3 separate regions of the Homo sapiens genome follow, and all the other regions are linked to region 1. Evidence: chromatin loops called from intact Hi-C (ENCODE). Cell type or tissue: Caco-2. All regions are shown on one strand. Links, peaks and the distances in the headings refer to the core of each region. The heading gives the core; the rest is flanking DNA. Region 1 overlaps LOC124901750 (a long non-coding RNA gene). Region 2 has its middle 100 kb from the start of STRA8. Region 3 overlaps LOC107984123 (a long non-coding RNA gene).

Region 1 (10,053 bases), core at 1,157-9,156:
CATTTATTATCATTTTCAGGTATTACATACTGTACATCCTTGTATGTGCTATACTTTTGTATGACTGGCAGTGCAGTAGGTTTGTTTACACCAGCATCACCACAAACACATGAGTAATGGCTCATGCTAGGACCTTAGGATGGCTATAAGTCACTGCACAACAGGAATTTTTCAGCCCCATTATAATCTTACATCGTATATGCAGTCCGCTGTTGACCAAAACAGCACATGACTGAGGCACATGACTGTACAGTAAATGTCATAGCTGATGAATTGAGGAAATGATTTGTAATGTTGTATTATTCTACTATCATCTCAGCATTTCTGTAGGTTTGAAATTTTTTTAAAAAACTAGAAAAAATAAAGTGACAGAGGAAAAAATTGGTAAGTTTAACAATGTTGTGTTTAGTATAGTCATTAAAACATGTCTTATTCAGAGTGAGGTGCCTGGTTTTTTTGACTTTTTATTCTTGAAACCTCAGTCTTTGTTAAGTAAGAGAAAGATAAGAGAAAGCCTTCTTCTTTTCTTCTTTTTTTTTTCTGTCTTTTGAGACAGGGTCTTGCTTTGTCGCCCAGGCTGGAGTGCAATGGTGTGATCTTGGTTCACTGCGACCTCTGCCCCCCCAGGTTCAAGCAATTCTTGTGCCTCAGCCTCCCGAGTAGCTGGGATTACAGGTGCCCGCCACCATGCTTGGCTAATCTTTGTATTTTTATTAGAGATGGAGTTTCACCATGTTGACCAGGCTGGTCTCAAACTCCTGACCTCAAGTGATTCGCCCGCCTCAGCCTCCCAAAGTGCTGGGATTACAGGCATGAGCCACCACACCTGGCCCAAGAGAAAGACTTCTTAAGTCTGTATTATCTTGTCAAGAAACAAATTGTATACTTATTTTATTTCTATTATCTTTGAGGCTACAGCTTGCATCAGACCAGCAATGAGCTTGTGTGCTGAAACAACAAATCTGAAACACGATTATGACTGCCATCACCTTGCAGTTAACCAATAGTAATGGAATTCCTTTCTGGATCACGAGGTCAAGAGTTCAAGACTAGCCTGACCAACATGGTGAGACCCTGTCTCTACTAAAAATACAAAAATTAGCTGGGCGTGGTGGCACGTGCCTGTAATCCCAGCTACTCAGGAGGCTGAGGCAGGAGAATCACTTGAACCCGGGAGATGGAGGTTGCAGTGAGCCAAGATCACGCCACTGAACTCCTGTCTGGGCAACAGAGTGAAACTCCATCACAAAAAAAAAAAAAAAAAAAAAATTCTCGTGAACTTAACCCTAACCACACAGTATTGAAGAGGGAATGTCTGCCCAACCACACTGCTTTGTATCTGCCTGAGAGGAAAATTCTCTGGATGTCGTGTTGAACTGGATGGGGAATCAGACAGAGCTGGAGTTTGTATTAGTCAGATTAATTGCATAAAATCTACCCTTAGTGGGAAGACTCTTAGGAGTAATTGAACCTAGACCTTGACATATGTAACCTCTGAAGCAGAGGGGCAAAGGCCAACACATAGCTCTGCAACACAATTGAGGCTATGTAATCCATCCCGACACTCATTCTGTAGAATACTCATTAGAATTCTCCAGACCTAAGGCCGCTGGCCATAGGTTAGCTAGTCAGTATTTTTATCTCTGAGGATGCCTGCTAGGATCCTGGGATTGGATTGCAGGGAATGTTACTTGTAGCTGGAATTCCAGGTACTCTCCCAGGAGTCTTGGTATTTTATATCGTTTTTAAAATCTTTGTTTCTGTACGTAGACACTGGGGGTCAGTATTTATTCATAAATGCCTCTGGATATTTATGACAAAAGATTGTTTCTAAAGAGGCTTGGAATTCCTTCCTCGGTGCGACTTCTTTCCCTGATTATTAACTATAGAGTTTACCCTATGTAACCATAAAATGTAAATATAAACATCATAGATGTCCATGGATCAGAATATGGGAAAGGGGCAGGCAGTTTTCCATCTAAAATACGAATGAATACCAAGTACTCGTTTGTTTCTAGACACTTGTTTGGCAATGTTGGTCCCACCAGTGCACCCAGATGTCTAGCCAGCATCTTGACAATCACCCTTGACTTTTCTTCTTCTGATGGTTATGAAGTCCTGCTGATTCCGTCACCTCTTACCTTGCAAATTCATCCCCTCTCCATCCCCACTGTTCTGCCTTGAGTTAAGCCCTCATCTTTTCTCTTTCAACATTTCAGCAGCCTTCTAGCTGATCCCCTTGCTTCCGCTTTTACTCTCCTCTAGTCCTCTCCAGACAGTCGTCAGGGTAATTCTTCAGACCTTCAGAGGTCCAGCACCCCTCCTAGGCTCTGCCTTTGCACCCGCTGTCCCCTTGGCCTTGAACTACCCTCCATCACCCACCCCACCTTGCCCTCTTTTCATTGCCTGCCTAATATCTGCTCATCTTTCAGGGTTCGTAACAGTCTCCTGTGGAGCCCTGTGATCGACTCTTGCTGGATCTGGCTTGTTCACTTGTCTGTTCGCTTCACTGGCAGGAGAACTGAATGGATTTAAGTCTGGGTGCCAGCCAAAGTCATGCAAACTTAAACTCCAGAATTCCCTAGAATTATCCACTTGGGGGGCCAAACTGCCCACTGTTTTAGATTTGTTCTTTAAAATATTTCTCGCAGCTGGGTTTTTGTTTTCTTTTTTTCTTCCTATTTTTTTTTTTCTTTTGGAGACAGAGTTTCACACTTGTCGCCCAGACTGGAGTGCAATGGCACAATGGCACGATCTCAGGTAACGGCACCCTCCACCTCCCAGGTTCAAGTGATTCTCCTGCCTCAGCCTCCCAAGTAACTGGGGTTACAGGCACGCACCACCATGCCCAGCTAATTTTTTGTATTTTTAGTAGAGACAGGGTTTCACCATGTCGGCCAGGCTGGTCTCGAACTCCTGACCTCAGGTGATCCACCCGCCTCGGCCTCCCAAAGTGCTGGGATTACAGGTGTAAACCACTGTGCCTGGCCTAAAATATTTCTCCTGGCTGGCATTTGATCTGACCTGTCTGTTCTCTGCGGCTGTCTTCCTACCATGCCAATACATGGAAGCAGAGGTGGAAATCCTACCACTGCCGGACAGGAAGGCAGGTGAGGCTAAGTAGCCTGTCAGCACCGAGCCCTTCTCCATAGGCAGCTGCTATAATGGTACAGAAACAGGTTACTTATGGAGTTGCAACCTGTTTTTAACCTGTAATTATAGAGTTAAATATAACCATATAAACATCTTGAAAATAAGTGGGAAAGATTCCCTAATGTTCCCATCCTAAGAACTATTTTATTTCTTTCTTTCTATATGCATGTTTCACTTAGACATATTCTTGATTTATATTCATATTTTATTCTTGTCTTTATCATAAGGATTTCTCCATGTTGTATAGACTTCAAACAATTTTACTCCATGGCTGAACACTGTTGCATCATTTGGATAGAACTTAAATGTCCAACAGGAAAAAAAAATTAGGTGCTTTCAATGTTTTGCTGTAAGTAATGTCTAAATATTTAAAAACTCAACCAAGCTAATAAACTGCTATATAAAATATGTTTTGTATATTTTTTATGCCTTGAAAAATATACCTTTATAACAAAAAGTACTTTAAAATATATAAAGCCATTTTATATGACTAAAAGCCACCACGCATCATCAAGGATGGTGATGACAGTCTTCTCTGAAAAGGTTTCATATATATTGAACTTTGAATGATTTTGTGTGTGTTTGCGTAAGTGTGTGTGTGTACCTGTACATGCGCTCCAGGCTGAAGAAGTAACAAGTGCAATAGTCCTGAGACAGAAGAGAGTGTTTAGGCAACAGATAATAGGTAAGGTCAGTGTAACCTGAACAACTTGAAGAAGGTGTTTAGGCAACAGACAACAGCTAAGGTCAGTAGTGAAGGCTGAAGTGGTGTAGGATGGGATTGGGGAGGTAGGCAGAAGCCAAATTGAGCCATGGTAGGGTGAACGGAAGACAGGAAAGGTCTTCCAAGCCAAAGAGTAGCCCAGTAGCCCATGCCCTCATTGCCACTGAAGAGCTTCTGCCATCTGAGCATGTAATCTCTCCAAGACAACATTTACGTTCTTGTGTAAACATAGATCATTGTGTAGCATAATCTCTATAAGAATTGTAATTCCTATCATATTTAAAAAGAGAGTAACAAGGAGACTTCAGTGTTTCTAAATGCACCCCTTCTGAAAGCATTTAAATCTTGATTTTAAATTTTATCATTTAGCTACAATGAATAAGCTCCCCTGGGTCATTCTCTAATGGCAATTTAAGCCAGGTCTTGGATCTTGTTTAATCCTCACAATAATATTCTGAGGTGAACATTTTTATTATATTCATCTTACAGATGAGCCTCACAAAACCTGAGTAGCAAGACACAGTCGCAAAGCTAGTATATAGCTGCAGCAAGATTCAAATCCAAGTTGACCTAACTCCAAAGCCCACGCTCTTGGCCACTGTCCCATACTGTTTTTAGTTTAATTTTTTTTTTTTTTGAGACAGAGTCTCGCTCTGTCACCCAGGCTGGAGTATAGTGGCTTGATCTCAACTCACTGCAACCTCCACCTCCTGGGTTCAAGCTATTCTCCTGCCTCAGCCTCCTGAGTAGCTGGGATTACAGGCGTGTGCCACCACACCAGGCTAATTTTTTGTAATTTTAGTAGAGACGGGGTTTCACCGTGTTAGCCAGTATGGTCTCGATCTCCTGACCTCGTGATCCATCTGCCTTGGCCTCCCAAAGTGCTGGGATTACAGGCGTGAGCCCACCGCGTGCCTGGCTGAAAAAAATTTTTAATTAAAATACCCATCCAAAATTGGTCAAAGAATAAAGTGGTTCAATGAAGCTACAGTGAGCAAGTTTCATTTTCATTCTCTGAAAGAGTAACATGGTGCCACACCAGTTCAACAGGACACCGAGTGGAGCTAGAGAGCTTAGATTTTTTTTCCACACAAAATTTAAGTGTGTGCTTTTGAAAGTGGGAGAAATAGGCGTTTGCTTTCCTTCTTTTCTTAAACTGTCTGCTTTGGTATTTGGAGAATTCAGAGCTTGTATATTAAAGCCTAACTGAACTATATAAATACACACATAGGAAGAGGAGAACAAGACATTTTATTTGCAGAAAATAAAACAAAGCAAAAAATTGTGTTTTCTTTAGCATGGAGTATTAAAAGCCATAGAGCTCCAGCCTTCGAAAGCTATCAGTGCCAGGGCCTTCCATTAAAAACTGTAAAGACCAGTCTAGCTAGTCTAAACAGAAAAGGAATTTGTTAAAGGATATTGGGTGGCTCACAGACTCTTTGGGAAAGCCAAGAGAGTTAAGCTTGGAAAGCCAGTCAGCTGAGAACAAGACTCAGTGAACAGTGTGAGATGGTTCCAGCAAGGACAATGGCCCTGCCGCTGGGCACAGACACTGCCCTCCTGCTGGAACATCTGCTGCTGCTAGCCCACTTGGCAATGGTCAGAGCGATTGCAGAAGTGGCTACAAATCCCTGTCCTCCTCTGTCCATCCACGCTCCCTTACAGGGAACTTTGAATGTCCTCCCAGCTGATTCTGGGCTCAGCTGCTGGGCCGACTTCATTCCTTTTTTCTGCGTGTGAGTTCAAAGTCAATACCAGATGGATTGTGAGCACGGACAGGAATGCTTTCCTGCACTGAGAAATACCTACTTCTCCCCATTGCCAGGCCCTTGGCTCCCACAGCTGTGGCTGTGTCTGCACACACAGGGCCTTTGTGTAGTCTGAATATGCCAGTTCCCACAAACCTCCAGCTGCGATTCCCTTTTTACCAACCATTCCCATCTAAGGAGTCAAAGGACGAATCACATTGCAAGGGACAATGGGTGTACAGGCTTGCTGAGAGAGCTTGCTTCAAATCCATGAGATGAAGAGACTCATGGGCAGTACGAGGCCATGGAGGCACTGCTGTTTTGGCAAAGAATGCTGGTCGTGACCACTTCCTTCTCTTTATTCTTCCTCAGAGTTCAACACTGGCCTTGCCCAAGTACCATGCTGAGAACTGGACCTCAGGAACTCCGACACACACGCCCTTTTCAGAAATTTGTAATTTCATCATTTCTTGACCAAATGACTCCAACCACAGAAAGGCACAAATTTTCCATTGGGATTTATTCTGCCCTCCCCTTTGGTGGGTATACTTTTTCTCTTTCTTGCTTTTGAAACCCCACTCATTATGTGAAGTATAGGTTTTTCAAACTGATTTTAAAGTAAACTTGTTATTAAATATACACATCGTGTCTTTCTGTCTTCCTAACTCCACTTTATAGATTTGAGAATTGAGACACAGAACAGTCTATGGCTCAGAAAAGCTAAATTCAATTTTTATTTGGCCTACGGGCCCTAATCTGGGCTTTGAAGTCTAAAGATCTAGAATTACCCACCGTCTTCCTACCCTCAGTCTGGTCAGACTCCGATGCATAAAGCTGGGAACCTCACTCCCCAAGCACCGGCAATCCAAGACTTCCCGTTTCTGGTTGCAATTGCAGGCTAGTAAATTTGGAGCACAGGATGGAACTATTTCTAGTACAGGCAAATAATTTGTAATAATTAAGAAGTATGAAGTTAATGAAAAGCAATTAACCCCATGGCAAGTTCGGCCATAAATTTTACTCCCAAAGTGAACGCATGATGCAGGTATGAGCCTTGATTTCAGATAAAGAAAAGAATGCAGAGCTATTATTAAATACAAAGTAAAACAACATGAAAAATGCCAGAAGATATAAAGAATGCAAGTAGGAGCCTGGGGGCAGAGGGAGGGAAGAGCTAAGAGAAGGCGGGGGCGGGAGGCGGTGGGGTGGGGGGGTGCGGTGGTGGAGGATGAAGGGAAGGGGAGACTGTTCCAGGGAGCTATGCCAATCTGATGCGGTCTCCAGGCTGGCTGATGCTGAGTGGAAGGGACGACAGAGCTTCCTCCTCCCCCAAGAGACCTGAACCTGGACTTCTACAGGCACCATTGAGCCCCCTCAGCCTCCCCACCCCACCCCTCACCCACCACAGGGAGGAGTCACATGGTGTTCCCCTTTTAAAGCAAGATTTAAAGAATTACTCCTCATTTCCTGGAACACTTGAGACCACAGAGGAGTTGGCAGAGGCAGAGGAAAATCAAGATTTTTGGTAGAATAGGAAAGGGGCCAAAGAGGAGGGTGCCATCATGGCCCTTGTGTCTTTCCCTACCAGGCAGAATCCTGGCAAAAGGCGTGGAGGGGCTTATCAGGCAGGCTGTGGTTGAAAAACCAACAAAGGATGCTTCAAGTTCTACTCATAGGTCCCGATGACTAGGGAGGGATTTCTGCCTTTAAAAGATCAAAACAGGATTTGCTGTTAAGCCACCTGAGGTGCAGCTTGAATTAACACCTAATATGATCACCAGGTCTTCCCCAACCACTGAGAAAAAGCATCTTCCCTTGTTTCTGTCATGGATGTTCGAAATTCCTTTAATAAAAAGTCTTTACTGGAATCATTAGAGATAAAATTTTAACAGCACATACCACTAAGGAACAGAGAATTCTGAAGACATTTACTCACAATGGAAAAGTAGTCAGTCAATGGAGGTTCCAGTAAACTTATTGGTGGCGGATTCCTCCTTGATTTGACAGTGAGAAAAGGGCTAAAGAGGAGGAGGAACTGTCTTTTTTAAGAAAGACCTGGAAAACTAAGTTATTGACTAGTTGATGGTGCCAAGGGCTGGCCTTTTTTATCTTCAGCTGGGGTAGAGGAGAGAGAACAGTCCACCTGCAAGCTGGGTGTGAAGCTATCTTGTCGCGTTGGGCTGTTGGAGATAAATAACCTTGTGTATGCTTTTGTGGACGTTTTGGTGCTTTCTTTTGTAATGCTTTTTTTAAAAAAAAAGTGTTACTGGAGCATCCTCTAGCATCGTTATTTGAGACGTATGTGTATAATGAGACACTTGGCAGCACGAGCGAATGAAGTGGAAGGGGACTGGGCACGAGGCGCTCAAGGTTTGGATTCTACCCCAGGCTCTGCTACCAACTGGCTGAATGACCTGCAGCCCATTACTTCATCTCTGAGACTTAATTCCCCAAAGCAGTGGCTCTAAATTAAGGTTTTCTTCTTTCTAAATCACAACCCTGTCTTTGAAAGCAGAGCTGCCCTGTGGAAATGAAGGAGGGGCCCCAGGACTCTGCCATTCAGCTCCCCACATCCTCCCCCTGTGTATGTGGTGCGTCATCAGAACCCTGGGCTGATTTGAACTGCACTGGCTCAGATGATGACTAAACACCCCTCCAGGTCATCAAAGAGTAGCTGCAGTTGGAGGAGCATCACTGACCACTTTGGGAAGCTGGCAGTCCTGTTTCAGTATGTGGCACAGGTCCCGTGAGCCTTATTCCGCGCTTGGGTTGCACATGGCAGCGAGGGAGCTGATGGGCTTTAGGTTCCCCCAGGGCGTGGATAATTTCTTTCTTGGCTGCGTGAGCTGCTGAAGGCATGGAAGTTCTAGGAATTTTTATTAAGAATTCTTTGATTAAGAATAGCTTCTAATCATTACATCCTCTACTAACAATCACATAACTTCCTGACTTCCAGTTCAGGTCCTCCTTGCTAGCCTAGGCTGCCTCTTGTTCTTTTCTATCTCTGCCATCCCACTGGAGCCTGAGAATAAATATTGTTTGACACTCTATGTCACAGATGACTTAAATGGTCAGAATAAACATGTCTCCTGTATTCTCTAAGTGGAGGTATCACCCTTCCACCTCCTATTCCCATCAGATACAAGAGAGAACAAAGAGGAAACTGTGATCTTCTCCTATACCTGCTATTAAATTACTGAGTAGCCTTGGAGATACTTATGTCGAGCAACTTTTCAGTGCCCCTATGTCCCTTCTGTTGGCAAAAAGCCTTTACTGAGCACCTACTCTTGGGGAAAGCAAATTATTAAGCACTAGATGGAATAAGAAGTGACATAAAAAATGAGAAGTAATGAAACTGCTTCTTTAAGCCTCCATAAAAATTAGAGTCAGGTCCAAAGCCACACCACACACAGGAGGGAAGCCCTAGAGACTCGTAAGCCTGGGAGTGGGGTGAGAAAATTGCATTTGGGCAAAATGGTCCTGCAAAAAATATGTAGGGAATCAGAGAAGACGAAACTCAAAACAAGGCCAACCATCTGAGTGCTGTAGAATCAACACTAGGAGAGCTGAGGACCCGGTCCTGGCATTACATCTCTCCCCCAGGAGAGGCAGCACCGAGCAATGGGAAGAATTGGGCCTAGGGGCTGAGGACTGAGAGACCCCAGGGGCTGGCACAAGTTCTGCACTCAACTTCCTGACAACAGGCTCTACGATAAGGAGGAGAGCCTCGTGGTCTTTGAGCACTCCCTGGTACTTACAGTCTATAATTCCCTCCGTCATCAGCCTTTTTTAAAGAAAATAAACTTAATGTCCTCAGAAGAGTCACAAAGCCACTCGGCATCCTTCCTTTCATTCTCTGCATGCATTTTCATTTGTCCCCAGATTCTTCTGGTCATCTTCCATGTTGATGGTTAAAAGTCATCAGAGCAGTCCCTGGTGGTGCAAAGCCCTACCTAAAAACACTGTGTAATAGTAACTCACACTTGTGTGGAACTAATTCTGTCTAAGCCCTGCTTGAGCACTTTATACATATTTGTGTATAAAGTAGGTACTAATATGATCCCATTTTACAGGTGAGAAAACTGAGGCACAGAGCCGTTAAGTAAGTTGCTCAAGGTCACACAGGGACAAGTGGCAAAGTTGGGCTTCAAAGCTGGGCAGTTTGTTCTGGAGCCCATGTGTTAAGCCACCATGTTTCACCACCTCTCCGTAATATGACAAATCATAATGGCAAAACCTCAATAACATGTATGGAAATTTCTTGGACATTCTGAACACAGAGAGTTTTGAGCCCTTAGGAAAGAGCCAACGCAACAAGGAAGTGGGTGGTGGAGTGTCTTAGAGTGTGCTAAGGGGCCTTAGAGGATGTCACAGCTATTGTGTACATGCACTGCTGCCACTGTCTATTTCTCTCTAAAAATTAGCAGC
Region 2 (10,053 bases), core at 762-8,761, 650 kb after region 1:
CTGACGTGTGGAATTCCTACAATTGGCTTTATAAGAAGAGAATGGTGCTTTTGGCTTCAGGCCTTTTTTTTCCCCCTCAATTCTTCTTGATAGGAGTTTGACCTAAATATATCTTGCTCACAGTTCCATCTTCATCTTCTCTTTCATCACTTCTAAGGGAACTGAGTAGCACTGGCTTGGGCTATGAATTGAAGAGCAGGCCGCTGCTTCTCCTGGGAAGCACACAAGGTGGTTCTCATAGTGGTTTCTGCCCCACTCTGACCAAGACCCACCTGTCCTCAGTCCTCTGCTGAAGGCCAGCCTGGCAAGATGTTCAGAGGCTAACAGGTCCTATTGATGTCAACATCCCTTCCCACATTTTGCCTCCACCGTCTTGCAGAGAAATTTTCTGAGAAGTAGAAATCTAGACTATGAAAGGAGGAAGGAACTATGGAAGAAAGTAAAGCCCAGAGAAGGAGGGAAACTACTTGGTCAGTCTCCTTGTCTCAGTTAATCCAACATCCAACAAACCACCCAAGCCACAGCCTGAGCATCAGCCTTGTAAACTGGTCCACCATATGCAACTGTTCCCAAGTTCCACCAAATTCACTTTGTAGATATTTCTCATGTGTGTTCCATTCTCTCTGATGGTAGCAAATATATTAACCTCATCTAAGCCCCTTCATTACTTCTTATTCAATTCTATACTGGCTTCCTTATGTGTCACATCACAGCCTATTTTCTTCCACTAATTGATTTTATGCACAGAAGTCTGGGTAAACTCTTAAAACATAAATCTGGTCATGTCCTTCCCTTTTAAAACTCTTGGCTGGGCATGTAGCACTTTGTAATCCCAACACTTTGGAGGGCCAAGACGAGAGGATTGCTTGAGGCCAAGGGTTTGAGACCAGCCTGGGCAACATAGCGAGACCCCATCTCTACAAAAATAATTACAAAAACTAGCTGGGCATGGTGGCACACACTTGTATTAGCTACTCAGGAGGCTGAGGTGGGAGGACTGCTTGAGCCCATGAGTTGAAGGCTGCAGTGAGACATGATTGCACCACTGCACTCCAGCCTGGGTGACAAAACCAGTCCCTGTCTCTAAAAACATAATTGTAGTAGGCCAAGCACAGTGGCTCATGCCTGTAATCCTGCACTTTGGGAGGCCGAGGCAGGCAGATCACCTGAGGTCAAGAGTTTGAGACCAGCCTGGCCAGCGTGGTGAAAGCCTGTCTCTACTAAAAATACAAAAAATTAGCCAGGCATGGTGGCACGTGCCTGTAATCCCAGCTACCCAGGAGGCCGAGGCAGGAGAATCACTGGAACCCAGGAAGCGTAGGCTGCAGTGAGCCGAGATCATGCCACTGTGCTCCAGCCTGGGCAACAGAGTGAGACCCCATGTCAAAAAAAAAAAAAAAAAAGATTGTAGTAGTCTGTTTTCATGCTGCTGATAAAGACATACCCAAGACTGAGTAATTTATAAGGAATAAGAGGTTTAATGGACTCAGTTCCACATGGCTGGGGAGGCCTCACAATCATGGCGAAAGGTGAAAGGCACGTCTTACATGGCAGCAGGCAAGAGAGAAAATGAGAGCCATGTGAAAGGGGAAACCCCTTATAAAACCATCAGATCTCATGAGACTTCTTCACTACCACGAGAACAGTATGGGGGAAACCACCCCCATGATTCAATGATCTCCCACCAGGTCTGTCCCAAAACACATGGGAACTATGGCAACTACAATTCAAGATGAGAGTTGCATGGGGACACAGCCAAACCATATCAATAATAAATAAATAAAAACAAAGGAAAAATTAAAAACAAAAAAACTCTTCCTGGCTCCCCCATGCCCTGAGGATAAAGTAAATCTAATCCTTAGCACATCCTATGATGTCTTTCATGACCTGATTTGGCTCTGCCAAGCCTCACTGCTCACCACTCCCCTCCCACACAGCACCTCATACACAAGTAGGTACACAGCCAGTAACAACTGGATTGGCTCAGATTATCCAAGTTGACTCAGCATGTATCAGTCACTGAGTAGTGTCTCTGCTCTCTTGGGCCAGTTCTTTGTCCATAAAGAGGTAGGCCTCAGGGCCCTCCTTCCACTGTCCCAGGCTCTGACTATAAAACAACAGGGGATCTCTGAAAGCACAGGCTGTGCTCCGGTCCTCTGTGCCTGCGCTCAGGATGGACAATGTGAGGCTGGCCACTCAGTGGGTAGACCCCCAAAGCAGGAGCTGCTGCTCTCATTGCCCCAGAGGAAGTCACAGGATGGGCTTTTCTTTAAAACTCTAGAAATCTGATTTCCATTTCAGAGGGTGAAACAGTTGCTCAGAAAGGGGCACGGCTTTACCAAGGCCCTTCTTCATCTCCTTTGCTAATTTTAAAATGTACCTGAGATTTTGTTTTTGTTCGGTTATGGTGAGGCTGGCAGATCAGGACATGACAGCCACTGAAAAGATAGTTTATTACAGTTCGTAAGAGGAGGAGGCACACCATGCCATGCAGAGCCACACAGAGAGGCACCAAAGTCATCAGAAGGCAGAAGGACTGGGGAGAAAGTGTAGGCAAAAACCTTGATTGTGATTTTCATGGGGAAGTATGGGTGACCCATGCTAAACAGCTGAGCAGGCTTAGGATTGGCTGGTTTGAATAATTCTGGCAGGCTCTAAGGTACAGGGCTGTCTCTAGTTGTCTTCCACCTGGCCCTAGGGTGTTTATGGCATGAAGACAGTGGCTCAGCCTGATAAAGGAGGTGGTTGAGAGTATGGGCTCTGGATTGGTTAGTTTGCAAATGACAGGCAGTCTTGAAGGGAAGTTATTTGCTACCTCTAAAAACACTCTAAGAATTGCTCTAGAAAGGCAGGCTGTCTCCAGTCAGAGAACCCCAAATCCCAGATCATTAAACATACGAAAAATAAGAAAAGATAGATAATACAATGCTAGATGGGTAGACTTTGGGTTTCTCACCAGTACACTGCTCACCGCAGCAGTCACCCAGTGGCCTTACCTTTGCCACCATCCCCTTTGTTTTTGTTTCTGTTGTTGGGTTTTTCTTTTTTTTTTGTTTTGAGACAGTGTCTCACTCTGTCACCCAGGCTAGAGTGCAGTGGTGCAAACCTGGCTCACTGCAGCCTCAACCTCCTGGGCTCAGGTGATACTCCTGCATTGGCCTCCTGAGTAGCTGAGACCACAGGTGTGCCACCACCATGCCCAGCTAATTTTTAAATTTTTTTGTTGAGATGAGGCCTCTTTTTCTTACCCAGGCTGGTCTTGAATGCCTGGGCTCAAGTGATCCTTCCACCTCAGGCTCCCAAAATGCTGGGATTACAGGCATGAGCCACTGCACCTGGCCCATCCCCTTTGTAATGGCCTCAACAGTCCCTTTCTCCATAAAATGGTCCGTGGAAAAGGGCAAAGGAAGACTTCTGGGAGAGAGAATGGAGAGCGTTAAATAAAACCCTCCCATTCATTCTTCCTGAACAATCTCTGCCACTTGACAGGAAAAATAAACTGACCTTGGAGCTGAGAAGGAAGGGAGAGGGTGCCAAAGATCTCAGAGGGAAGTAGGTGCAAAGTAGCTTAGCGCTGAGGAAAGCTGCTGCAACTTGAACCACCTGCTTCTTGAGGTTCCTTTGGGGGCCAACAGGCAGCACAGCACTGGCCTGTTGCCAGGAGGAGAGTGTTGCTATTCAGAGTCCTGGAGGGTGAGCCCACACCACACCAACACATGGTGAGGTTCTCCCTGGAGGCAGGAGCCATGACAAAAGCTGCCCCTTCACTTTCTCAATCCGTCTTTGTCCCAGTAACCCCTGAGCCCTCCAAGGATGGCTTCTACAGAGCAGTGAGCACCTCTCTCTCATCCTCCCAGCTGGCTCCATCTTCTTCTCCCTGTGCTTCCTCCAGGAGCAGGTGCCACGGGGCAGCTTTGCAGCTGCTCGTTCTGTGTACATGCCCTGGCCTCATGGAAAGCCCCAAGGGCCAGGCACACTGAGCACGCACTGGCCTGTTCTGAGCCTGAGTGGACGGGCCCACAGGGAGGCAGGGGCACCAAGCCCCCCATACCCCTCCACCTTCTCAGGAGTGCTCATGCCACCGCCCCGCTCAGATGTTTGCAGGAGATGACATGGACATGATAGGAAGTCCTGGCTGCAGCAAACAGCTGCACGTTGTTCCATCAGAGAGCTTTCCCCAACCCTAATATTACCACTGGGGTCAAATGGGGCCACTGTGTGGTAAGTAGCATGTGAGAACTAAAACCCATAACTGGGCCCCAAGCCAGCATTCTCTAAGTTGATCCAGGTAATTCCTTCCCCATCCCTTGTTGGAGGAGGGGGAGGGGCGGTCTTTGATTCATCACCTTGCAGCTTGCCAGAGCCTCAGGTGACAGAAAACAAGGGCAGCAGTGACACCCAGTGGAGAAACGTACACCAGCTCCCTTCCACCTAGAGACGGGCACGGGCCTGCCCCCTGCTTCACCAGAATTCCCCACAGACCCCACCTTCCAGGGCTCGGCTTGGGTCTTGTCCATGGTGCTGACATCCTAGGATGGGAGAAATGGCGAGCCAGACTGGATGTCGATGGCAGGGCCTGACTTTGCACGTCTGCTGTCTCAGGGGCTTTAAGGCCACAGCTCACGCAGCCACCAACCACAGGTGACATCCCAAGCCTCTAATGGTGTTTCCCTGAGGCAAGCCTCAAGTCCTGGCCTTTATCAAATTGTCGATTTCTCTTCTCTCCTACAAAAAGAAGGCAAGGAGATAAAAGATAGTATTCCCAACCTACAAAGCCTTTGCAACTAATAACAGAAACCTAACAGAGAATATTAGCTGTGGGGTTTTGTTCGAACATGCCTAGGAAACGGGCATCCCTTCCTTCACTGCATTCTTTCTTCCTTCCAGCCACCCACCCATTCACCACTCAACACATTCTGGAGCACTTACTACCACTTGGTATGATTTGAGCATCGTGCTGGGTGATGGGTATATCACAGCAAGCAAAAGCAGACCCACAGGTCTCTGCCTTCATGAAACTAATTGTCTGGTAGAAGAGATAGGCATTAATCAAATAATACTACAGATCAATCCGTAATTCCAGATGTGATAAGTGCTATGAAGAACAGGCAAATGGTACTGTGAGACTATTATAAGAAGATTTTTTTACCTAGTCAAGGAAGCCAGAAAGAGCTTCCCTGAGAAAATAATGACTGTGCTTTGGTATAGGTAGATGAGTTGAGAGGGTTTGAGGCAGAGGAAGCAGCTTGTGCAAAGGCACAAAAACACTCAAGGAACTAAAAGAAGCCTGGAGTGCAGGGAGTGAGGAGGAGTGGGCTGCAAATTGAGGCTGGAGGAGTGGGCAGGGGCCAGACATGCAAGGCCTTGTTGGCCATGTTAAGAGTTTTGTCTTTTATCTAAAGAGCAATGGAAAGTCATGGATATGCTTTAAATAGGGAGGTGACATGAGCAGGTTTATGTTCCAAAAAGATTGCTCTGGCTGCTGTGTAGAGAACAGACTAGAAAGGGGAAGAATGAATGCAGAAAGGCCAGGGAGGAGGCTAGGGGTCTAGATGATAAAAGGTGGTGGCTCAGACCAAAGTGATGGTGAAGGTGAAGATGGGCAAAACTGAATGGGAAGAAATGTTTAGAAGGTAAAGTCAACAGAACTTGGTGATGAATTGGCCATGGGGTGGAATAAGGGAGAAGGAAGTATTAGAGATGGCATGGGGTTTTGGGGCTTTTTGATGTGATGGAAGGTGGGGATTTGTATTGGGTTAGAGAAAACTGGAAGAGGCCCAGGCTTGGAGTGGATGAACATACATGCAGTTGTTGAGTTCAAGGAGAATTGAGACATCCAAGTGAGAATGTCAAGGAGGCATATGTACATACAAAGGGTCTCCCAGGAGAGAGATGGAGATGTCAACACTGAGAGTCAACTCTGCATACATGGTCACTGACATCATAGGCGTGGATGAGAAGGCCCAGAGAAAGAGGACAGCATGAGGAGTGGACAGGAGGCCACTTGCCTGACAATAACATCTTAAGAATAGCCTCAAGGTACCTGCCTCAAGGGCACACAGGTCAGTCCAGGAACAGCAGCTGGAAGAAGGGGAGAACCACATTGTTAGGGTTCCCGGGCTAAGGTTCCAGTCACTGTGGTCCCACCTGATTCAAGAACTGTTGAGTGAGATCCTTGAGCAGAGAGAGGAAGCCGGGACCAGGCGGAAGGGCACTAAGCAGTGGGAAAGGGGCCCTTGGGGGCCAGGACCAGCCTTCCTTCCATGCCTCCCTTCGGCAGCACAGCCCCTGGCTGGGCTCCCTCCAGACAGGACCACTGGAACCACATAAGCCAGACCAATGCATCAAGACTGGCAGGGCCGATATGTGTCATGTTGGGCCTTGATCTGACCCTGGGGGGAATAGACACAGGAAAGGTGTGTAAACTAAAAATAAAATCCTAAGCCCCCCAACTGGCTGAACGGATCCCCTCTTGGCCAAGGGGTGCCCGGAGAATCTTGAAAAACTAAATTCCTGGCTATCATGGAACTGAGATCAGACACAACTATTACACCTGCCTCCTTTTTGCAGTTTAGACACAATGACTGAGCAGCATTAATGCTACAACAGAGGTCATAAGCCTGACGGAACAGACTGTTTGTGGCAATAAGATACCAAATTATCAACAGGACCTAGGACCATGCCAGAGAAGAGTTAAGTCATGCACCCCCCACACTTAAAGAATAAACTATGTCCAACTGCCACAAGGGTCTTCCTTTTCTCCAGCCACTAAACAAGCAGTGGCCTCAAGATAAGCAATATTGAAACAATTACAACACTTGCAGCTCACAGGCATGGACTAACCTCCTGTTCTACCAGCCATAACCACAGCTTTCATTGGACAAGAGGCTGATTGCAGTAACTCTCCTGAATAAGAAGGCCACTGACCATGGACTGGTTCTGGCCGGTTTACAGAGGCTGCACACTTGAGTGCCTTTGTGTCTCTGCTCAACTTTTGACGTGTAGGGCCTAACTGTAGTGCATTTAAATGTTAAGTCTCCACCCCAAGGTGAACATGGGTCGCATGTTACATGCATGTTTAATCCAGTGCGTCAGGACCACTTTCATGAGTATTCATAGTTCCTTCTGTAACCTGTTGAATACATATGTTTAGCCAACCCATTCCGCATAAAGCCCTGCCCCAGCTCCTCCTCCTCCTAAGGGCCTGTCTCTGGCCTTGGCTGGGGGCTACACTTCCCAGCCTGCGGGATAGGCACTTTGCGGGCTGTAACCCTTTACAAAAAATAAAGTCTCCTTTTCTAAGTGTACAGATCTTGTGATTTTTTTAAGTAAACGGGTGGGGGCTGGGCAACCTCTTCATTCCTCTCCCCACATCTGCCAGCTGGTGGTGAAGAAGGGGTCCCTTCACATGCTGAAGTTCACTCTCAGAGGCTCGGGGGCCCCGAAGCACAGGCTGTGCTGGTGGGAAGCCCACGCAGCCAACGTGGCTCTCAAAGTTTCCCTTCCAGGACCAGGCCTGCCCTCTCTGCCCCCCAGCTACCACCCAGGGAGGCAGCCCCAGCCAAGAGGAAGAGCCTGGCACCTAGAGGTACTTAGGACCCATGGAGAAGGATGTGCAGGGGTCCTGGAGCCACCTCTCTGCCCCCACAGTGCCATTTATTTCTTCACCCTCACTGGCCGATAGCCAGGCTTTCAGCCTGACTCCCAGGGACCCAGAAGCATGAGCAGGTGCGGTGGCAGTATGGGTCGTGCAGAAACTGAGCCCCCAGTTTTGAATGGTGGCTTCAGACCAGAAGCGCACTGAACTGAGAGTGCCGGATGTGGCCCAGACACTGGGTTCAGGACCAGTTTCTTCCAGCCACATTCTTGCCAGCACCCTCCAGGTCTCCATGAAGAGTCTCCCTTCCAGGTGCCAGGGCTCTAATGCACTCCCAGCCTCCCCTGCAGGGTGGGCTTTGCTCCCTGGAGCATCTCCCTGCCTCCCCACTCAGGCCCTGCCTGGGTTTCCTCAATGGCTCCCCTCTCCAGCCAACCTCATGGTGCAGGGGGAGGGTGAACACATCTGGGCCTTGAGCACGTGTCACCAGAAGCAGGTACCACCTACCCCTCTCTTCCTCCCATTTTATGCCCAGGAACTGGTTACCTGGACTTTGCTTGCCTTGAACACACTAAGACAATGCAGACCTCACTCCAATGGCCGGTCAAGGCCTTCAGTTAGATGGTCAGACAGCTTCCTGTTGATGGTGATTGGGAGCAGGAGGAGTGTGGCTGGAAAATGGCTCCGGCAGGGAGCAGGACTCTGCCCTTGTTGGCACTTGTCATCTATACATTGGCGGGAGCAGGAAGAAAGCAGTGGAGGGGCTTGTCACAAGATAAAGTGCCCATCCCCTCAGCCACAGAACACTAGGAGAAGAGACCCAAGCTCTCCTAGGAGTCAGAAGGAGCATCCGTGTCCATGTGAGCCAGGACAACCCCATCCAGCCCAGCCACAGCTCTAACCTGTTCACATCCAGGCTCCCTCTCATTTCCTCCCTTATTCTCTCCTTTTTTGCAGCAGTCTGGGGTAGCCTCCTCACGCCAATGGGCAGGCCAGGGTCACCCCCAAAAGTGCCTGCACCAGGGGCCCTATCAGTAGCTTCGACATGCATCCACCTGCTCCAGAAGCCAAGGATCTGCTTCTGCCGCATTAGCCTCCCCAGACAGCTGCCTGCCACCCACAGAGCTTCCTTGGCACAGCTGGAATCCCTGGAGCTGGGGCAAGATGCCCACATGCCTGGGCTCCTGCTATGGGCCTGTGAGTACAGCAGGGGTGACTTAGGGCACACTGCCCTCCGCAGGAGGCATCCCCTTCAAATTCTGTGGCAAGAGAGAGAAACTGTCACTCATGGCCATCTGTTCTGTCTTCTCCTTCCCGCAAGGCGCCCAATCCCTGCCTTTTCTTGTTTGAGCTGGAAAGTACAAGCCACCTGACTGGGATTCTGACCGCAAGCTCAGCCCCTGTAATGGCCTTCACTCCATTGTCAGAAAAGTCTTCCTAAGTCACGGTATCTGTTTCCTAATGGAGCTGGACTTAAGAGAACCTCATAAGAAGGCTGAGTTCACTGCAAGGGTTAATGAGGAAATCTTTAGAAAGGGGCCAGGCTGCCTGCCATGGAACAGGAGCAATCAGGACTCCTCTGAAGACCCCCACCCATGCTGTTTGCAGGCCTGAGGCACAGATCCAAATGAAGGCTTACGTACTACACACTGTGTGTCTATGGATTGAAAAGTTACAAGGCCAGCTAACTGTGAAATGAATATGCTCCATCGCCCAACCTTGATGAATATACCTTCAAAACCACCTGGTAGCTGACTTGCATTTGGAATGCAGACTCCTTGAATTCTGTGCTCAAATGGGGTGGCACAGGGAGAACAGACCTCAGCTTACAGCCCACCCCCTGCTCCATCCCACACAACAGTCCTTGGGTGTGTGCAAATGGACATCCCTGTCCTAACATCTGAGCTCTTCCATGTTCCCCCTCCCCAGCACCTTCCCTTGGTTACTCTTTTGTGAGGCCTAGGAGTGCACACCTGAGAAAGAGGCTTGCACAGGCTCTGCAAGTGGCAGAATCTTAGAATGAGAGTGTGGTCTATACAGAGGGGTCCAGGTTGGCATGTTCCTTTGGCCCCAGATTCTTTGCCCCATGTAGAGGGCATACCCAGAGGACGGCCAGAGTGGGCCCCTCTAGCAAGGCCTAAGGATGATCCTGGTAGGGCAGCACAGCCGCTCACTCTGCTACTAACAGGTGGCCAGCAGGCGGAACTACAAGCCTCGGAAACAGTGCCTCCCAAGTCCCCTCCCAAGTTGTCCTCTTGCCCCTATTGTGCAACTCTCCGCCACTCAGACTCCCAGCAATCAAATCAGATCATTTACAAAGGTGGAAGTAGAATATGGGAGAACTATATTGGATATCCAGTAACCCAGGGCTAGTAACAGTGAAGGCACTGTTACCACCCTTAGATCCAAGGGCAAAGGAGAGAAAAGGGACTGGTCCCTAGGAGGAGAAAGTCACA
Region 3 (10,053 bases), core at 1,007-9,006, 580 kb after region 1:
TGGAGACAAAAGCGACACATCCATGGGGACCGGGGGCTGCGCTGGCTCTGCCCCTGGAGCAGAGACAGTCAAGAGGGCAGGGAACAGTCACCTGTCTGGAGCATCTCGGGGTTTTTGCTCACCCGGTTGGGAATGGTGAGCCCACAGTAGATGGAGAAGCCAAAGGCGAAGAGGCTCCTGGACAAGTTCATCTCCACGTACTGCGGGAGACAGGACCTAGAGGCAGGCGGGGCCATCAGCACCTTCACTGCTGGTTTGCAGAGGTCTGGATGCTTCTGGCTGTTTCTTTGCTCCATTTAGGGGCCAGTGTGGTATCTGGGACCCAGGACTGACTTCTCCTCCTCCCCTGCCCCAGCCCCATCCATCTCAGTCCCATCCATCTCAGTCCCACCAGCTCCTCTCAGGAGAGGCACTGCTGCTGCCTTCCCAAGAGCACCTCGCTCGCCTCACCTGCAGATTGGAGATCCCCACGGCAGTGATGACCCCAAACAGGGTCATGCCTCCGATCACGGGGGTGGGGACATGCCTCCGATCACGGGGTGGGGATGGTGGCAAACGCAGCCCTGATCTTCCCAAATGCGCCCATCAGGAGCAGCACACGGCCCGCGGTGACAATCACTGCCCTACTCCCCACCTGCAGCAGCCAGGGACAGAGAGTGAGGAGCACCAGCCAGGCCAGGCGCCCCCGGAGGCCTCTGCCCACTGCAGGAGCAGCACCACCTCATCCCATACCACTCCCTCTGCTCCCAAACGGGGCTTGGGAAAGGATGAAGGTGTACGCTGGGCACACGGCCTGTGCCCTCACCTCATCACTTCTGTCTTCTCTCATGTCTTCAGGTCCTGGCTCTGATGCTTCCCTCCCAGGAAGCCTGGACAGCAAGGCCAGGGAAAGCTCACCAAGGAAGAGCGGCCCAGCGCTTCAGAATGGAGGTTTGAAAGCCAATCCCAGCTCCGCCTCTAACTAGCTCTGTGACTTTGGGTGCGTTACCTAATCTCTCCGAATGTCAGCCTCCACGTGAGCCACAGGGGATTGATAACACCTACTTCACAAGGCTAAGTCCTGTCACGTAGGTGAAGTGCTTACAATAGTAAGCACTGAGCATAGTCGGTGCTCAATAAAGGGCAGAGGTTTTTTGCAAGGGATAGAGGTGTAAAGTTCTCGTGTATGATGCTACGTCTCTGCGGGCGGCCCGTGCTGTTATCCACTCAGATCATGTGTTTCTATTTCCCCACCAGATCTATTCCCCAAAGACAGGAATCTCGCTCATTTTGCCTCCTGTAGCCGCACCTTGACCACAACACTCCTGTGGCCATACGCACCTGATATGCACATGTTTAATATATCATAGAGGGCCAGAGCAGGACGGAAACCTGGAGGGTGCCTTGTTCAAACCTCTCATTTTACAGAAGAGAAAATCAAAGCCCAAAGAGAGGGAGCAAGGGGCCCAAGGCCACAGGGTAGTCACGCTTGCATAACACCAGGTCTCCTGTGTCCAGCCTGGCAATTAGTACCCTGAGGTTTTTTTTTTTTTTTCTTTTCTTTTCTTTTCCAGAGATAGAGTCTTGATCTGTCACCCAGGCTGGAGTGCAGTGGTACCATCTTGGCTCACTGCAACCTCCACCACCCAGGTTCAAGGGATACTCATGCCTTAGCCTCCCGAGCACCTGGGATGACAGTCACGTGCCACCATGCCCGGCTAATTTTTGTATTTTTAGTAGAGATGGGGTTTCACCATGTTGGCCAGGCTGGTCTCGAACTCCTGGTCGCACGTGATCAGCCCACCTCAGCCTCCCAAAGTGCTGCGATTACAGGCATGAGCCACTGCACCCAGCCCCCCGGGTTTTGTAAACAGCATTATGAGTTCACAGACAGGGTGCTTGATTTACACCATATCTATTCCATATCCATGTTGCCTGTGACTTTGTCAATGGAGGTACTATTATCTTCGGAAGAGACAGATACCAAACAGCCAGGCTAATAAAGAAGGAAGACAATTTCTGATAGCAATCAGTCTTCCATAATGAAGTCACAGGGCAGGGGGTGGCTGGGATGGGAGGCTCTTTGGAGGGCAATCAGAAAAGGCCTGCCCAGGAGGTGAGAGTTTGGCTGAGACCCAAAGGAAGAGAAGGAGTCACGGACATGAAGATTTGGTAGAAGAGAATTCTAGAGAGGAAACAGCAAATGCAGACTCTGTGGTGGGAGGAGCTTGGGTGGTTTGAGAGCAAAAGGAAAATCATCGTGCCTGGGGCCCAGTGACACAGGGAGAGGGGGAGGAGATGGGATGTCCTGCAGGGCCTTGGGGGCCATGGAAAAGAGTCAGAATAAAATCCAAAGGGAAGGCATAAGCAAAACATGGCATACTCCTACCATGGAATATTATTCGGCCTAGAAAAAGGAGGGAAATTCTAGTACACATTACAGCATGGATGAACCTTGAAGACATTACGCTGAGTGAAATGAGCCAGTCATAAAAAGACAAATCCTGTAAGGTTCTACTCATATGAGGTACCCATAGTAGTTAAATTCACCAAAAGGAGAATGGTGGTTGCTAGAAGCCAGAGGAGGGAGAAATGGGAACTTGTTGTTTAATGGGGACAGAGTTCTAATTTTTCAAGATGAAAAGAGTTTACAAGATATATGGTGATGATGGTTGCATAATAATATACATGTACTTAACACTTCCCAACTGTACACTCAGACATGGTTAAGATGGTAAATTTTATGTTATGTGTATTAAAAATAAAAAATCCAAAGATGAGAGAAACCCTTGGTAGAGGAGTTTTAAGCAAGTTAGTGACATAATGAGATTTGCATTTCTAAAGCTCCCTCTGTAAAATGTTTCATTATTATTATTATTGTTTACTTATTTATTTTGAGACGGAGTCCCACTCTGTTGCCCAGGCTGGAGTGCAGTGGCTCTAAAATTTTAAGTCTTAAAAAAAGACTCCTGACTTTAAGACACTTGGTATCATTCTCCAAAGTTAGGGCTATTTGTAAATGTTCTTGTTTGAATATCTTATCATGACTCTATTGTCAATGGATTTTTTTTTTTTTTTTGAGGCAAGATCGCACTCTGTCATCCAGACTGGAGTGCAGAGACATGATCATGGCTCACTGCAGCCTCTACCTCCAGTGCTCAAGTGATCCTCCTGCCTAAGCCTCCTGAGTAGCTGGGACTATAGGCATGTACCACCATGCCTGGCTAATTAAAAACAAAAATTGTAGAGATAAGGTCCCATGCTGGTCTTGAACTCCTGGGCTCAGCCTCAAGCAATCCTCCTGCCCCAGCCTCCCAAAGTGCTGGGATTACAGGTGTAAGCCACAGTGCCAGGCCACAGTAGATGATTTAGATAGTTCTTGAATCTGTTTCTCATCCATTTGTGTCTACTCCCAGCATTTAAAACAGTGGTCCCCAACCTTTTTGGCACCAGGGACAGGTTTCATGGAAGACAATTTTTCCACAGACTGGTTGGGGTGGGGGATGGTTTCAGGATGAAACTGTTCCACCTCAGATCATCAGGCATTAGATTCTCATAAGGAGCAGGTAACCTAGATCCCTTGCATGTGCAGTTCACAAAAGGGTTCACGCTCCTGTGAGAATCAAATGCTGCCGCTGATCTGACAGGAGGTGGAGCTCAGGAGGTCATGCTGGCTTACCCACCACTCACCTTCTGCTGTGCAGCCCAGTTTCTAACAGGCCACAGACCAGTACTGCTCTGCAGCCTAGGCGTTGGGGACCCCTGCAAAGACATTCTAATACAGTTTCAACTTTGTGAGATGGAAAAGTTCTGGAGATCTGTTGTACAACAATGTGAACATACTTGACAGTACTGAGCTGTACACTTTAACACGGTTATGATGGTAAGTTTTATATTATATGTCTTTTATGGCAATTAAATTAAAAAAAAAAACTCTAAGCCGGGCAAGGTGACTCACTCCTATAATCCCAGCACTTTGGGAGGCCAAGGCAGACGGATTGCCTGAGCTCAGGAGTTCGAGACCAGCCTGGCCAACATGGTGAAACCCCATCTCTACTAAAAATACAAAAATTAGCTAGGTGTGGTGGCACACGCCTGTATTCCCAGCTACTTGGAGGCTGAGGCAGGAGAATCGCTTCAACCCAAGAGGCAGAGATTGCAGTGAGCCAAGATAGCGCCACCGTACTCCCACCTGGGTGGCAAAAGTGAGACTCCATCTCAGATTAAAAGAAAAAAAAAATTCTTACCACATCAAAAGAACATTTTGTTTTGTTTTGTTTACAATCCTAACAATTAACTATGGGAACAATTTGTGAGGATCAACCAACGCCCTTTGGATCTGCGGATGGTCTCATAAAGATTGCAGTCACCCGCCAATTCCACTTCTCATGCAGCCCTGGGCCTCTTCTGGCCTCAGAACTGACTTTTGGGCAGGGAGCTGTGGTACCCTAGAGAAGTGGCAGGAGATCTCTGGTCTTGGGCCTGACGTCCCCCTACTCACGTGGAGAACCAAATGGCCAGAGCTCATCCTTGCGAAGACGCAACACGAAGCAATACCTTAAAAGGCCACGAGGGGGAGGTGTGATTCCATAAATGAAGTGGTCTTTGCACTGGTGCCTCTTTCAGGGTTAATCTAAGCCTTCTAATTGATTCGTAGCCTGCTGTGTCTATGTATCTTTCTTTCTTTCCTCTCCTTTAAGGGCCTTATTTTAGAGATAATACATCAAATAAATGTTTGTTCTGTATATTGAATATAGTTTTATGTTCTGCATGAAATGCACTCCCTTTAGCAGGAAAAAAAATATTTGCTGCTTTATACTTATTTGTTCCTCTCCAGCTATGTTTCAGCGTGGTTCAGTGGTCCTCCTGTGGAAAACGTTCCCCTCGCCTGCGCTAAAGGCTTTGAAACCTTGGACAAGTATCAAAGAGTCCATGATGTCACAGAATGTAGAATCTGCTTTTGGGGTAGATGCTGGCTCAGCTATTTGCTCACATATCAACTATAGCTGTGTGCCAGAGGCATGCAGGAGGACAGAGGTGGGCAGATCTGATAATAGAAAGACACGATGCTACCAAGCTGCATGTCAGAACCACTGATGGAGCTATGAGAAAATGCAAGGGGGGCACGGTGGCTCACACCTGTAATCCCAGCTCTTTGGGAGGCCGAGGTGGGTGGATCACCTGAGGTCAGGAGTTTGAGACCAGCCTGGACAACATGGTGAAACCCCATCTCTACTAAAAATACAAAAATCTTTCAGGCGTGGTGGTGGACACCTGTAATCCCAGCTACTCAGGAGGCTGAGGCAGGAGAATCACTTGAATCTGGGAGGCGGAAGTTGCAGTGAGCCAGGATCGTGCCACTGCACTCTAGCCTGGGGAACAGAGGGAAACTCCATCTCAAAAATAATAATAATAATGAAAGAAAAAAGAAAATGCAAGGTGGAGTGTGGGCAGCAGGGAGGGTCTGTATTGTTCCAAAGCTCACAGGACTTGTGCTGGGAACTGCAGAGGTCCACTGAGATACGTGGAAAGCAATGTGATTAGACACCATCATTTCCATGTCACCTTAGAAAGCTCCATCCTGAAGAATTCCTGCTGACCTTATGGAGCTTTCCTGTGAAAAAATGGAGAGCCATGAAGAGATTTTAAGCAGAGACTAATCTCATCAGAATTAGGTTCTAGAAAGATCCTTGGGTAGCCAGGTGGTAGAATGACATGGGCAAGATTCTGGAAAGAAAGAATGTAAGAGGTCACTGCACGTCCAAGTGCAATGATGAAGCCATGGGCCCGGAAATGGAGAAAAGAGGACAGGAAGCAAGTGGGGGTGTTGAGAAAATAGAACCCCCCAGTGAGGGTGCAGAACAGCAAGAAGCTACAGATAATGTGGGTGACTGGGTGGGCCCAGTAAGACAAGGATCGCAGAAGTCAGGAAGGGGGCACGGGCTGAGCTTCACAGAGGCCACTGAGGGTGAGGTGCCCTTAGGACATCAGGCAGGGATGGTTGGGACACACGTGAATATTCAGGGTTGGAGCTCAGATGCAGGGCTGGGTCGGAGGTAATGAAACTCCCCACTACACTTCAGAAAGCCACCAAAGAGCTCTGCCAGGGCCAGTATTGAATTTCTGCCTGTGGAATCACCACAAGCAAAGAAGGCCAGATGTGGAAGACAAAATCATAGCCCCTTACAGAGGCCCGCGCCCTTCTCCCCAAACCTGTTGTTGGGGTGATCAGATCCAACACCAGGTCATGAGGGCGACAAAGTCTGGCGGAGTCAAAAGATTGAGAAAAGACAGTTTGAGAGAGACAAGTGGGACCAAGGGGCTATCGCAATTGTGGAAGCTGTGAAGGCCCCGAGCTCTGGGGAGCCCATGCTATTTATTGGTAATGCAACAAAGAAACAGGTGGTGAGAATGTGGAGGTTGAAAGGGCACATTGTATTAAGCCCATGATTTACAGCTGTGATGGTTTAGCATTTGCTCTGCTACTTGAGATAATGGAGAGCAGGTTCTTTTAACTCAAGATACAATTGATCCTGGGAGATCAAGGAGCCAGCAAGTCTAGACACATTCTAGAGCCACAAGCCCTGGATTCTATCCAAGCCATGAGGGATTTTATGCCCTAGGATTAGATTATGGTGCGGCAGGGCAGCCTTCCACCATTTAGCACAGAGCTTGGTGTTCCAAAGGCCACAAGGGGTTTTAGGCCCTGGACCCCGGACATGTTCCGAGACTCTTTTACATTATGTCAGACATGCAAGCCCTGCCTCAGCTTCTCCCAACACTCAGCTTTTCCCAACACCTGTGAATCTGTTTTCCTTTCTTTTCTATTTTTTTTTTTTTTTGAGATGGAGTTTTGTTCTTGTTGCCCAGGCTGGAGCGCAGTGGCGCAATCTCTCCTCGCTGAAACCTCCGCCTCATTGTGAATACAAATAGGATAATAATAATGAGCAGTCACGATGAATTATGGGTAACAACTTTGATGCTTTTTAAGGTTTGATAACATTCATGAAAGTCTTTGTAAACCACAAGAGTTTACCAATATCCAGGCCCTCCATTATTCTTTCTGGGTGACTCTCCACCAAAGAGAACGTACATGGCACTCCCTCCCCAGGGAGCACTTACATGGCAGAAATCCCCCACTGGATCCCGGCATTATTGCCTGCAGAATCCAAGAGGGGCAGGGCCACTAGGCAGTTAGTTGGAGCAACGGCCAAGGAGCAGATGAAACCCATGAGAAAGCCAGTCAGGCCTGAGAAGCCCACCAGCATCCGGACACAGGAAGTGACCATGATAGCACCCTGCAGCCGAAGGGGAGAAGTGCTCAGGACTGTGGGCCTCAGCGCGGCCCAGGCCACCGTAACAGTCCCGGAGGCTGCAGCCCCTAGGCGCGGCCCAGGCCACCGTGACAGTTCTGGATGCTGCAGCCCATGGTGAAATCTGGTGACCCCTAGGCGGTTCTTAGGCAGTGCAGGGGCAAAGCTGGACCCCAAAGGAACTGAGAGAAGGAGAACTCTGATTTCCCTCCTCCCTCCAGTCTGTATTTCCAACTGCGTGTTGGACTTTTTCGCTGAACAAAGCTTTTCAGGAAATAGGCTTCAAAATTAATTATTGATTGTAGTCACAATGATGATGATGTTGGCGACTCCCAACACTAGCACACTCGGTCGTGTATTGAACATCTTGCTGCAGCATTTTTCTGTTTTCCTAGTTTCTATTGCAGAGGTCGGGAAACTTTCTGGGTTTCTTTGTTTTGTTTGGTTTTGTTTTGTTTGTTTGTTTTGACGGAATCTCACTCTGTCACCCAGGATGAAGCGCAGTGGCACGATCTCAGCTCACTGCAACCTCCGCCTCCCGGGTTCAAGCGATTCTCCTGCCTCAGCCCCCTGAATAACTGGGATGACAGGTGCGCGCCACCATGCCCGGCTAATTTTTTTTTTTATTTTTAGTAGAGACAGGGTTTCACTATGTTGGTCAGGCTGGTCTTGAACTCCTGACCTCGTGATCTGCCCGCCTGGGCCTCCCAAAGTGCTGGGATTGCAGGCGTGAGTCACCACGCCCGGCTATGCAAACTTTTTCTGTAAAGGACCAAAAAAGTGAATATTTTCAGCTTTATGCCCATACGGGCTCTGTCACAACTTTTCCAGACAAGATGTGAAGAAATGAGTGTAGCTGTGTTCCAATAAAACTTCACTTATAGACACTGACATTTGAATTTCAGATAATTCTGATGTGTCATGAAATGTTCTTCTTTTGATTTTTTTAACCACTTAAAATGTAAAACCATGCTTGGTCGTGGGCTGTCTGCTCTAAAGGAGGTGATGGGCCAGATCTGGCTCCTGGGCTGCAATTTGCCAACTTATCTGCTGGATTAAGTTTGCTTTATTTCCCCATTTTATTTTACTGTTTGGATGTTCGACTTGTTATTTTATTCTTTTAGAAGTTGCTCACAACTTTTTAATGTGAATTGTTCACTTAACACTGCCCATGGGTAAATAAAATGTCTAGTCTCCCATCAAATAGTACAGTGACCTTAGAAAACTTGAACTTCTACCACCATTCTGCTATTGTTGTCAAATATTTGTTTATTTTTCCACTGCCATTGCTCATTATTGTTTTTATTATATTTTCCTACAATTAGTGCTTATTTGGATTTACCTAGTACTGTGAAGTAAACGTTTGTGTTCCCTCAAAATTCATATGATGGTGTTTGAAGATGGAGCCTTTGGGAAGAAACTAGGTTTAGATGAGGTCATAAAGTGATATGGTTTGGCTGTGTCCCCACCCAAATCTCATCTTGAATTATAGCTTCTATAATTCTCACATGTTGTGGGAGGGACCTAGTGGGAGAACCGAATCATGGGGGTGGTTTCCCCCATACTGTTCTCATGGTAGTAAATAAGTCTCACAAGAGCTGATGATTTTATAAGGGGTTTCCCCTTTCACTTAGCTCTCATTCTCTCTTGCCTGCTGCCATGTAAGACGTGCCGTTCACCTTCCGCCATGATTGTGAGGCTTCCCCAGCCACCTGGAACTGTTTGGTCCATTAAACTTCTTTTTCTTGATAAATTACCCAGTCTTGGGTATGTCTTTATCAGCAGCATGAAAACAGACTAATACATAAGGGAAAAGCCCCTTTGATGGGCTTAGTACCCTTATAAAGAGAAGAGATTTTTCTCTGTCTTCTCTCCTCTCTCTCTCTGCATGTACCAAGGAAAGTCTTTGTGAGGACACAGCTAGAAGGTGGCCATCTGCAAGCCAGGAAAGGAGCACCCCTCAGAAGCTGACCATGCTGGCATCCAGATCTCAGACTTCCAGCCTCCAGTACTGTGAAAAAATAAATTTCAGTTGTTCAAGCCACCCAGTCTATGGTTGGTTTTTGTTTTTGTTTTGTAAAGACAGGGTCTCACTATGTTGCCCAGGCTGGTCTCGAACTCCTGGACTCAAGCAATCTTCTGGCCTTAGCCTATGAAGTAGCTGGGACTACAGACATATACAGGCACTGCACCCAGCTATAGTATTTTGTTGTGGCAGCCCAAGCTGACTAACCCACCTATGTTTTCTACCCATATGTTCCTCTGCTCACTTATAGCTTCTTTTCCACCACTCTTTCATTCGAGATTCCATTTCCTTTTTCCTGAAGTTTAGCTTTTAATAATTATTTTAATAAGGGTCTGTGACTGATAAACTCTTAGTCTTCGTTTACCTGAAAATGTCTTTATTTTGCTATCAGTGTTGCCTGATGTGGGGTTCTACAGTGGGATAGAATTCTAGGATGATAATATTTTCTCTTAGCATTTTGAAAATATTCCATTGTCTTCCAGCCTCTACCGTTGCTAGTGAGAAGGCTGCTAACTGTCCAATTGCTATTCTTTTGTAGGCATTTTTTTCTGTCTTATTACTTTTAAGATTTTTCTCTTTGTATTTGTATTGCAGTTTCATTATGATATATCTAATTGTAGACTTAATTGTTTATTACACTTGGGACTACATGTGCTTTTAAAATCTGAATATTCATATTTATCTGTTCCAAAATAGTATTAGCCATTATATCACTTCTAATACTATCACTTTTCC

Evidence for each region. Hi-C counts contacts between places; a loop is a spot of excess contacts. Peaks named below come from ENCODE experiments on the same cell type or tissue, not always from the same donor. Only the 100,000 strongest peaks of a DNase experiment are listed, where the experiment ranks them.
Region 2: a loop joins it to region 1, with 5 times the contacts of the local background. A loop is called at or near these places in 4 of 110 quality-filtered maps.
Region 3: it touches region 1 in a loop (3-fold over the local background); 15 of 110 quality-filtered maps call a loop at or near these places.

Annotation. Positions count from the first base shown.
Region 1 is chr7:134,685,260-134,695,312 of GRCh38, forward strand. All of the region lies in intron 1 of LOC124901750 (a long non-coding RNA gene), which reads right to left. Among named protein-coding and RNA genes, the nearest start is that of BPGM, 43 kb to the left of the region's middle. In Caco-2, for the core only: CTCF peaks have their summits at 1,792 (motif pointing right) and 4,927; no DNase peak of the experiment used is centred there.
Region 2 is chr7:135,331,445-135,341,497 of GRCh38, forward strand. No RefSeq gene overlaps it. Among named protein-coding and RNA genes, the nearest start is that of STRA8, 100 kb to the left of the region's middle. RefSeq lists enhancers at 7,175-7,676, 7,677-8,176. In Caco-2, for the core only: a CTCF peak has its summit at 4,395 (motif pointing left); a DNase peak (open chromatin) is centred at 4,387.
Region 3 is chr7:135,270,121-135,280,173 of GRCh38, forward strand. The region is part of intron 3 of LOC107984123 (a long non-coding RNA gene); the gene reads right to left. It also overlaps the pseudogene SLC23A4P. Among named protein-coding and RNA genes, the nearest start is that of STRA8, 41 kb to the left of the region's middle. RefSeq lists an enhancer at 4,426-4,475. In Caco-2, for the core only: a CTCF peak has its summit at 4,547 (motif pointing right); a DNase peak (open chromatin) is centred at 4,531.